Linked DNA regions of Homo sapiens: region 2 is linked to region 1. Evidence: chromatin loops called from intact Hi-C (ENCODE). Cell type or tissue: gastrocnemius medialis. All regions are shown on one strand. Each heading gives the region's core, and the rest is flanking DNA. Links, peaks and the distances in the headings are about the cores only. Region 1 has its middle 5.9 kb from the start of TPRG1L. Region 2 overlaps LINC01134 (long intergenic non-protein coding RNA 1134).

The links. Hi-C counts contacts between places; a loop is a spot of excess contacts. Peaks named below come from ENCODE experiments on the same cell type or tissue, not always from the same donor. Only the 100,000 strongest peaks of a DNase experiment are listed, where the experiment ranks them.
Region 2: a loop joins it to region 1, with 3 times the contacts of the local background. A loop is called at or near these places in 10 of 110 quality-filtered maps.

The regions. Positions count from the first base shown.
Region 1 is chr1:3,616,452-3,621,816 of GRCh38, reverse strand. It overlaps a transcript of MEGF6 not described here. Among named protein-coding and RNA genes, the nearest start is that of TPRG1L, 5.9 kb to the left of the region's middle. RefSeq lists enhancers at 2,417-2,466, 2,403-3,311. In gastrocnemius medialis, for the core only: CTCF peaks have their summits at 432 (motif pointing right) and 2,619 (motif pointing right); a DNase peak (open chromatin) is centred at 2,646.
Region 2 is chr1:3,908,146-3,913,510 of GRCh38, reverse strand. All of the region lies in intron 2 of LINC01134 (long intergenic non-protein coding RNA 1134), which reads right to left. Among named protein-coding and RNA genes, the nearest start is that of LINC01134, 10 kb to the right of the region's middle. RefSeq lists an enhancer at 1,403-2,288. In gastrocnemius medialis, for the core only: a CTCF peak has its summit at 2,562 (motif pointing left); a DNase peak (open chromatin) is centred at 2,570.

The sequences.
Region 1 (5,365 bases), core at 219-5,218:
GTCTCACATCCAGGGCCACACTGATGCAAGGGGTGGGCTTCCAAGGCCTTGGGAAGCTCTGCCCCTGAGTGCCTACGGCTTTTCCAGGTGCAGGGTGCAAGCTGCTGGTAGATCTACCATTCTGGGGTCTGGAGGACAGTGTCCCCCTTCTCGTAGCTCCACTAGTCAGTGCCTGTGGGCAGCAAGCCACCCCGGTGCTGAGGCAAGAGACCGAGGGCACGAGCTGTTCCGGTGTAATAAGATATATAAAATAACAAGAGTTATACTAGATCTAGATCATAGATATGATTATATGTAAATATCATTAATCATTAATTTGTAGTAATTGCTCTTTATTCCAATATTATAATAATCCTCGCTCTACAATCATAACCTAGAAAAAACCAGGCCGTACAGAGATGGGAGCTGAGGGGACATGGTGAGAAGTGACCAGAAGACAAGTGCGAGCCTTCTGTTATGCCCGGACAGGGCCACCAGAGGGCTCCTTGGTCTAGCGGTAACACCAGCGTCTGGGAAGACGCCTGTTACCAAGCGGACCGTGGTCTAGTGGCAGCGTCAGTGCCAAGGGAAAAGCACCCACTACTGAGCAGACCAGGAAAAGGAGTCTCCCTTTCCCCAGGGGAGTTTAGAGAAGACTCTACTCCTCCACCTCTTGTGGAGGGCCTGACATTAGTCAGGCTTGCCCACAGTTATCTGGAGGCCTGTCTCCCTGTGATGCTGTGCTTCAGTGGTCATGCTCCTGGTCCGCTTTCATGTTCCATCCTGTACACCTGGCTCTGCCTTTTAGATAGCAGGTGCAAAATTAGTGGAAGTACCAGAAGTCTCTGATATGCGGAAATAATGGCGTAAGCTGTCTCTCCTCTCTCTCTCCGCCTCAGCTGCCAAACGGGGAAGGGCCCCCTGTCCAGTGGACATGTGAACCACGTGACCTTACCTATCATTGGAGATGAGTCACACTCCTTACCCTGCCCCCTTGTCTTGTACCCAATAAATAACAGCGCAGCCAGGCATTCGGGGCTGCTACCGGTCTCCGCGCCTTGGTAATAGTGGTCCCCCAGGGCCCAGCTGTCTTTTCTTCTATCTCTTTCTCTTGTGTCTTTATTTCTACGATCTCTCATCTCTGCACATGGGGAGAAAGACCCACTGACCCTGTAGGGCTGGTCCCTACAAGTGCCCCAGTGGGGACTCCGTGTGTGGAGGCTCCCACCCCACATTTCCCCTCTGCATTGCCCTAGCAGAGGTTCTCCATGAGGGCTCTGCCCCTGCAGCAGACTTCAGCCTGGACTTCTAGGTGTTTCCATACATCCTCTGAAATCTAGGCAGAGTCTCCCGAAGTTCACCTCTTGTCTTCTGCACACCTACGGGCTCCGCCTGGGCTGTCCCTTGACCCCTTTTGGCCCTGACTGGAGCTGATTTTGCCCCCAAGGCCTCTGGGCCTGTGATGGGAGGGTCTGCCGTGAAGCTCTCTGAAATGTCTTGGAGACATTTCTACAGCTGATGGCTTGAATTTCTCCCCCAGACAATGGGTTTTCTACCACATAGTCAGGCTGCAAATTTTCCAAACTTTTATGTCCTGCTTTGCTTTTAAACATAAGTTCCAATTTCAGATCATCTCCTTGTGAACGCACATGACTGTACACTTTCAGAAAAAGCCAGCTCACATCTCAAATGCTTTGCCGCTTAGAAATTTCTTCTGCCAGATACCCTAAATCATCTCTCTCAAATTCAAAGTTCCACGGATCTCTAGGGCAGGGACAAAATGCTCCTAGTCTCTTTACTAAAATATAGCTTTGCTCCAGTTCCCAGTAAGTTCCTCATTTTCGTCTGAGACCACATCAGCCTGGACATTGTCCGTATCACTATCAGCATTTCGGTCAGAACCATTCAACAAGTCTCTAGGAAGTTCCAAACTTTCCCACAGCTTCCTGTCTTCTGAGCCCTCCAAACTGTTCCAACCTCTGCCCATTACCCAGTTCCAAAATCACCTCCACATTTTCAGGTATCTTAATATCAGTGCCCACTATCCTGCTACCAATTTTCTGTATTAGTCCACGTTCACACTCCTATAAAGAACTACCTGAGCCTGGGTAATTTATAAAGGAAAGAGGTTCAATTGACTCACCATTACACCCGGCTGGGGAGGCCTCAGGAAACTTACAGTCATGGCGGAAGATGAAGGGGAAGCATGGCGGCAGGGGTGACGGGGGCGGGAAGTGCCACACATTTAAACCATCAGATCTCCTGAGAACTGACTATCACGAGAACAGCAAGGGAGAAATCTGCCCCCATGATGCAATCTCTTCCCACCAGGCCCCTCTCTCGACACGTGGGGGATTACAATTGGAGATGACATTTGGGTGGGGGCATACAGCCAAACCATACCAGTCATATCACACGCACTGGGGTTAAGACTGGACTGTGCCTTTCTGGGGGACACATGTAATGATGTGTCACACGTGCATGATGGAACGTCCAGCCGGATGGCTGCTCTCTCCACACACACTGGTCGTGGGGCAGGGAAGATGGTTCGTGATTGGGGTGTGGCTGTGAGGTCCCGGGAGGGGAGCCCCTGAGTTTGTGTATTTCTTGGGGCTTTGAAGGAGCTATTTCCATTTCTGTCAGCAGGTGGCAGCATCACCCATGCGAGGTCTTCCAATTAGAGGGCGCAGCTTCACGCTGGGTGTGTGTATTCAGGCCCTACATGAAGTCATTATTTATCTTCCTGCCACTGGAAATCTCCGCTGGGAAGTGTGGGTTTTTATCTTAATTTCCACATGTTATGGTTTTGCATTTTACAAAATCAGTGGGTCCTGCCTGTGCCCTTGTTCTCCGATGGATGTGGGAGTCAGGGGGCCACGTGCCAAAGGGCAGCCCAAGGGTTTGTGTCCTCTAGGTGCCGGCACCAGCTCCCCCAGGTTGGAGGTCAGTGTGCAGCCTGGAGGCTCTTCCCTCAGGCAGGGTCCTGGGCTTCCAGAGACAGCTGTGCTTTGGGGGATGCACTTTGGGCTGAGGAATGTTTCTCAGCCTCTCCCTTCTCCATGGAGCCAGGGCTGGGGCTTGGCGGGTCCCAGGGCTGTGTACGAGGGCTGGCAGTGCTTGGGGCAGTCGTGAGCGCTCAGGTGGTGTCTTGCAGACACAGCCCTTACTCTTTGGCAAGTCATGACAGAAGCAGAAGCAACTTCCACAAATAAATGCCTCTCCCTGCCGGCGGGGAAGGGGCCTTTCGGATGGGTTTGAGGATCAAGAGCAGGCTGCGGGGAAGTAGCAGGGGTGTCATTCTCGTGCAGTTCTCAAAGGCTGAGTCGCGTTGATGGTAATTTCCTCCACCTCTGCACCCCAGCAGGAGGATGGTTTTGCGCTGCTTCCCACCTGCCCCTCGCCGTGTGGGGCCCAGGGTCCCCAGGTGGTCTCTCGGCCGTGGATCCAGTGGGAAGGCCTGGTCTCGAGGGGTGGGCTTCCTTTGGGTGAGTGGGACCCAGGAGGAGGCTGGGAGACTTCAGGTTAACTTGGGGGCCAGAAGGTCTTAAACAGAATGTTGCTGGGGACTGTGTGTCGGTTCTGGTTCTGGTCAGCGTGGCAGGCAGGGTGCGGCCCACACCGCTCTGACCTTGAGAAATGCAAGGGCTGCACTGCACAAAGCCTGCTGGACAGCAGGGCGCCCTGCCTCCCAGGCTTGGCCTTGCTGGGGATGGCGCCGGGGTGATGGGGGAGCCTCTGTCTATTCCTGTGTGTAGGTGCTGCTAAGGTGGCTGGGGCCAGGGGCCTGCAGGGTGTCGCTGCCCCAGGGCAGGGCAGGGCAGCACCCGCTGTGGAGGCCCCGCTCCTCTCTGGGCCGGGGGCTCCCCAGGGACAGGGCCTTGGGTGCCTCACTCAGGAGTTTCCTGCAGTGCTGTAACAAGTGACCGAGGACCGGGCCAGCCTGTCTCTCTCCCAGCTTCTGGCAGCTCCAGCAACCCCCGGTTCCCCTTGGCTCATGGACACATCGCCTCGGTCTCCACGCTGCGCTCTCCCTGTGGCTCTGTCTCAAATCTCCCTCTGCTTTCTCTTACAAGGACGCCTGTCCGAGGATTTACAGCCTGCCGGGAAAATCCAGGATGCTCTCATCCGGAGATCCTTTACTTGATTATATCTGCAAACACCTTTTTTTCTTTCCCAGTTTAATTTATTTTTTCTTCAAATTTTGTTTTAAGTTCAGGGGTCCATGTGCAGGATGTGCAGGTTTGTGACACAGGTAAATGTGTGCCGTGGTGGTTTGCTGTGCAGGTCAGCCGTCACCTGGTTATTCAGCCCAGCATCCATTAGCTCTTCTTCCTGATGCTCTCCCTCCCCACCACCCCTCCACAGGCCCCAGCGAGTGCTGTTCCCCACATGTGTCCATGTGTTCTCATCATTCAGCTCCCACTCATAAGTGAGAACATGGGGCAGACACCCTTTTTTCAAATAAGGTCACATTCACGGGTGGCAGGGGAGGATGTGGGCCAACGTCTTTGGAGGCCACTCTTCAACCCAGTAGGCTGTGTCCTGAGCTGCTAGCATGGTGGCGGGAGTAGGTACAGTTTTCCATCTGAGTGTCAGCACCTGGTCTGAAACACCTTCATATTTCCAGACCTAGCTTCATCCTGATGCTGCCCCCGAGGTTGGAGGGAGGGATGGCAGGAGCCGGGGGTGGGAGGGCGGGCAGTTGTGGGGGCCTGCATGGCACAGCCCAGGCCTGTGTGTCCGGGGTTGGAGGGTTGGAGGGAGGGATGGCGGGAGCAGGGTGTAGAGGGGGAAGCCTGCACGCCGCAGCCCAGGCCTGTGTGTCTGGCCACTGTCTGGTCCTCAGAACAATAGCTGTGCTTGCTGGTACCATGGTTCAAACGCTGAGCAGGAACTGGAACCGGAGGTTGCCCCTCTGCTGTCTCCATTGTCATTCAGGAGGACACAGGCACAGAACCAGGAAGGAAGACATCCCAGCCAGGCGGCAGTTGGGACACTGGGGTTCTGACCGGGCCATCTGCTCCGGGATTCCCGTTCTCCCCCGCCACGCTTGGGGCCACATCACACAGCCCACCTTAGGTATGCCACAGATTGATCTTTTCACTTTACTTTCTCTTTTGGGGCAAATTCAGAGGCTTAGAAATGAATTCAGAGTCGGCTACCCAAAGGCTGGCCATAGACTCAGTTACGTATTTGGTGCAGGGTTTCTGGTGCGATCCTTTGCTATCTGGAGAGACTCCCACCCCGTCTCTCACCCCCGGCCTCCCACCCCCTCTCTCACCCCCGTCTCTGGCCATCACCTGCACGTGCTGGGTGTTGCTGGATTTTGTGGTCATCTCACACTGGGGGTGCTGGCACAGACTGGGGCGGTCCGGGGTGGTCGTTG
Region 2 (5,365 bases), core at 134-5,133, 290 kb before region 1:
CCAGAAAGCACATCCAGCCACCCTCCATCCACATCGACCCAGTGGCCTCACCCAGACACCAACAGGCCGTGTCCTTTTAAGGTACCAGTTCGACTGGGCCTGGGGGCTTGAAGGTCAGAGGTCAGGGGTCAGTACAGTTGAGGCCAGATGGGAGACTGTGTCAAACTCCAGAGAGATGGGGTGACCCTCTCACTGCCTCCCGTAGCCCCCAGGCTGCTTCCCACAGAGCAGGGTCCACCTGCGGTCACCGAGCCCCCAGTGCGGAACGATTGCAGAGGCTTCAGCAGAAGGCCACCAGGGTCTGGTCGCCAGACAAACCCACTCCTGGTGAGGTCAGAGGCAGGTTCAAGGAGGAGGCCTGAGGCAGGAACAGAAATGTCGACCAGGGTGTCAGAGGGGGGCAGCACCGAAACCCGCGTCTGCCTCCAAGAGCAAGAGGCTCAGCCTCTCTCTGCCCGGGTCTCTCCTTCAGCCTCATGCAGCTCCCGCAGAAACACAACAGAAGCAGCCAGCTGGCATGTGGCCTGCACATCTCGGGGGCTCAGCATGTGGCATGGCTGTGATTGTGAGGTGGCCTTGGTGCGGCCACGTGTGAGGGTGACCTGCACCTAGGCTGGCTGAGGCTCCGCTCTCAGGAGATGAGGCTGCAGACAGGCAGTCTGCTTGAGGGGAGCCCAAGTGCCAGCCCAGGGTGGTGGGCCCCTCAGCCAGCCCAGGGCAGGCCAGGGTTGCACGACCCTGGAAGCCACGGCTCCGTTCCTGTGGGCTTGGCTGTACCTACTCGATGCCAGGTCCCAGCAGCACAAGGTAGCAGCTCCCTGGACACGGGACGACCACGCCTGGATCTGTGTTTGCGCTGGCTGTGAGGACCCAGCGACCTGTCTGACCCCATAGCCAGGAGCTGGCCCTGGGGAGAGCAGTGCCTTCAGGACGGCGCTCCTAGGCCTCACTTTGTTTAGGATCCGCTCGCCGCCAGACCTTCAGGGTGCAGTCTCTCCTCACAGGTCCTGTGGCGTCGCAGCCACTGAAAACCGTAGCCCCGTCAGGCTCAGGAGGGGCAGGAGGAGCTGGCACCCACGAGGGGTTCACTCTGCTCCTGGTGACAGGCACTGGCGCTCTCCGGACCGCGGTGCTGTGCCTGCCGGGTAGATCTGCTGGGTGGACCTAACGGCCGGCACCAGTTTAATTCCCACTCCCCTTCCTTGCCCCGAAGACTTGGGATAAAGGCCCAAAGTTCATGCCCAGAGGGCGGCCGGAAACCCCCCATCCCCAGCATTTGTGGGGACCACCCACGTTAAACGAAGACTGGCCTCTTGGGAGCGCTCCAAGGCCCACATCCTCAGAAACCCTGGGGACCCATCAGTCCCCCCCCAGGTCCCCCAAACACGCCACCACAGCAAGATGAACCCGGCCAGTGGCGCCCACTCTTCGCACTGGCTGGAGGCGGTGGGTTCATGCCCAGATGCCAAGGCCCAGAAGCAAAGCGACAGACAAGGCTGGAGACAAAGGAAGAGAAAGGAGATGCTGGGGGAAGGGGGAGGGAATAAAAAGTATTTGGAATGGCAAACGGGAGGGAACTGAGGCCAAGAGAAGAACCCAGCCCTCCCCTCAAGGGAGACAGATGGGCGAGGCCAGGACCCAGCCCTGGGGGCGGGTTCCAGGCTCAGTCCAGGGCCTGAACTGCTGTGGGCCATTCAGACCCGTACATCCCAGAGCTTCCTCCAACACAATTAACTGGTGACCTGTAAGAGATGAGGTGATTTCTAGACAACGTGCCTGGAAGGAGGAAGGAGGGAGCCAGACAAACCTTGGCCTGAACCCCAAGTCCCGCTGGGCCTCCTGGGTCTCAGTGGGTGGGGGCCACCACAGACTTGGAGATCTGAAGCTAGGCCCACCTGCTGGGAAGGTCCCTCTGGGTAGGAGCAGCCTAAAGAACTCTGCAGAGGGGCTGGGCTCCCGAGAACAGCTGGGGTGGGTCCCCCTGGGCAGCAAAGGCTGCGTGAAGGAAAAGACTAGCAAAGCGGGGGATGTGGGGGCGGCTGCAGACACTCAACCCAGCAGGGGAGCAAAGCCTCAGCACAGCACCCACCACCCTGAAATCCCTCTCACCAGCTCAGAACCTGCCGGGACAGCCTGGGAGGGAGCGGCGGTCACCGGGATTCACGCTGTTTCCAGACCAGACAGCAGTGGACACGGAGCTCAGCAGCCCCCGGCCCAGCCCGCAACTCCCTCCCTGAGCCCCAGCGGGAAGCAGCTGCCACTTCTCACAAACACATTCTTAATTCAGTGATTTCACTCCCTGGTGCTTGCCAAGGTGTTGGATACCTGAGAAGCCAAAGATTCACATTCTCTACAGAGGCAGCTGCTGCCCCCATCCTGGACTGCTCAGAAGACTCTGAAGGCCGTTAGTGAGCAACGGAGCCGCATTCTGAGCCCTGCCTGCCGCCCGGGCACCCTCCGAGAGCCATCCTGAGAGCGTCCCAGGAAAAGACCGGCGAGGCCGCCACGCCTGCCGCACCGACTTCGTTCCCCTGTCTCATCCTGCCCCCTGGCGTCAGGACTGCAGACACCTGCGCTGGCACCTACCTAAGGCGGCCAAGGGTGGTTCTCCAGGCGGCTGTCCCCTACTCAACAGGGGTCTGCACCGGTCCTCCTCCAGGAAGGGTGCCCTGCAGAGACCCACATGGCCGTGAAAGTGGGGAGTCCAGGTCCAACTCGACCTTGGCACCTCCTTGCTGTGTGATCCTGAGCAAGGTGTGTCCCCTCTGTGCTCCTCCATCTCCCCAGGTGCCAACAGTGGGCAATGAAAGAACCCGTCCGTCTCACAGGGTTGCCAGGAGAATCACGAGATGATCTGCGCAAGAGGGTCCATGCCAGGCCAAAGCCAGGGTCCCCTCAAAACATGCAGCCCTCAGAGGGACTCGGCCACCAGCAGGTCCACGGCACCACCCACGGCACAGCCATGCAGCCAGGGGCTCCTCCTCTCCCAGAACGCCCACCTCCCCCGGCGCCAGCCGCCGTTGCAGGTGAACAGCCTATTCTCTGCGCAGGTGGGAGCCTGCAGCTGCCTAGAAGTTGGGGTGGCTGGGCATGCAGTGCTGGGGGGCCGCATTGCTTCTGAGCCCGCGCATCCTGCTTCTCCATTGTCCTTGGGAGACTCTCGGGGACCCAGTGCCCAGCTTGAGAGAGAACTGGACACTCCAGGCCTGGACCACACAAGTTCAGTGGCAGCCCTGCCGTTCCAGGGAGTTGGATGTCGCTGATGCTGGGCGTCCTCGCAGCAGAGTTTAAAAAGCCATTGCTAGGAAAAGCCCCACTGGGAACATCACGCCGAAAATGCCCGTTTGGATGCAACGCTCTGCCCCGAGGGTGCTGATCACCGCAGACGCAGGTGCTATGTGCACCGAACCATCAACACTCCACTCACAGACGCAGGTGCTATGTGCACTGAACCATCAACACTCCACTGGCCATAAAATGCACTGACTTCTTTAAAACCCCAGGAAGAAATTAATAACATCTAGGGGAAGGATAACGAATTTTTTACTAAGTGGGAAGGCTGGCCTCTGGTTTGGAGAAGAGTCTGGGTCAAACTGTGTCCAGCCAAGTAAGGAACCTCAGTCCGGTTCCCATGGCCGTGGGGAGGGACGAGGCCTTCACAGCCTGGGGACCCATTTTCCTCACCCCTGTGACAGGGTAGAAGTCACTTTACAAATCACCACGGTACACACCCCCCGGGCTGCAGCAGCCCATGCTCTGCAGAAATGCAAATATTAAGACAACTTTATCTGCACGCCTCTCTGCAGGAAGGTTGCATCCCCTTAGCAGTAGGATCAAAAATTTTTTAGTAAATTAAAAAATTATTCAAAGAACATTTCTCTCTCACTGAGAAAAAAGCAGGGTGCCTCCTTTTTCCTGAGAGGAAAAATGCTCTGTAAAATCTCTCTCTTTGTAATCAGGTTCATACAATAGGCATTAGTTCCGGGGAATTTCAACAGAAATCAGAAATAAAAGGAGATAAGAAAGTTCCAACCAGCCTCCGAAAACGGGCATTCCAGACCCACCAGAGAGATATTCTATTCCCTTTTCTCCGTAGCTCACTTGTGTGTGGGAGGAGGAAGGTCTGCGGTAAGAATTGAATCCTGCCCCAAAGAGGCCTGACCTTTGTCCTCAGCCACTGGGAGGTGACCTCCACGATGTCCTGCCTGATAGGAGTCACTGTTTGCCCAGGGCCTTGGGTTACACAGGAGAGTCCAGTGATGTGACTTAGGGTGGAGGAGAGCCACCATGATGGTCTCAGGGTGGGGCTGGCCATGCCAGAAAGACCAACGGTGTCATGGAGGGTGGGAGATGGGGACCACACGGTGGCAATCGGCCGCAGGACGGGGACTGACCATTTGGGTGGTCACTCAATCAGCCATGCCCATGGAATGGAGCCCCAGTGAGAACCTGGACACTGTGGCTTGAGGCTGGCCCTCGCTCGTGCTACCACGTTGACGCAGGAGAGTCACAAGTCCCAGTCCCACAGGAAAGGGACAGCAAGAGCTCCGCTTGGGGCACTTTTCCTGGACTCGGCCCCCTGCCTCCCCTCCTTTGGCCAATCTTAATCTGTATCCTTTCCCGGTAAGGAACTGATTTATGTAGATGTTGTTCCCACCCAGACAGGCTGGCTCCCCTCTGGCTTCTGCCAGGACTGGAGGCTTCCTGAGGCCTCCCCAGCAGCCGAGCAGGTGCCACCATGCCCCTGTACAGCCTGTGGACCCAGGAGCCAATTACACCTCTTTTCTTCATAAATTACCCAGTCTCAGGTATTTCTTCACAGCAATTCAAGAATGGACTAATACAGAAACCACAACTGTGAGTGTAATAGCTTTCAAGGAGTTCTGGGAGTCCTTCTAGAATCATCAAACTGAGGGTGGCCTTGGGCACCTGAACTTGTGATTCGTACCAGGGTGAGGCCTTGCATGGACTGTGTCCTTGACCTTTGTAACTGGCCTGAACTCTTACTGAGTGTGTGTGTGTGTGTGTGTGTGTGTGTGTGTGTGTGTGAGAGAGAGAGAGAGAGAGAGAGAGAGAGAGAGAGAGAGAGACAGAGAGACAGAGAGAAAGAGAGAGAGAGAGGAGAGACAGAGAGAGAGCAAAGAGAGAGAGAGAGAAATAGAGAAATTCCCGATCTGGTATAAATCTATTTTCTGGAATACTAAAGTTATACATCTTGGAACTGACAAATCCAAGGGAAAAATTATCCCCACCCTTTTGCCTCTAAATTCATGCAACTGAGTTAGCTTGAGAACGTCCAAGAATTCCAGACAGTTCAGTCCAAAATTCGAAACAAGGTACAGACCTTGTTAGCTGCTCCTGGTCT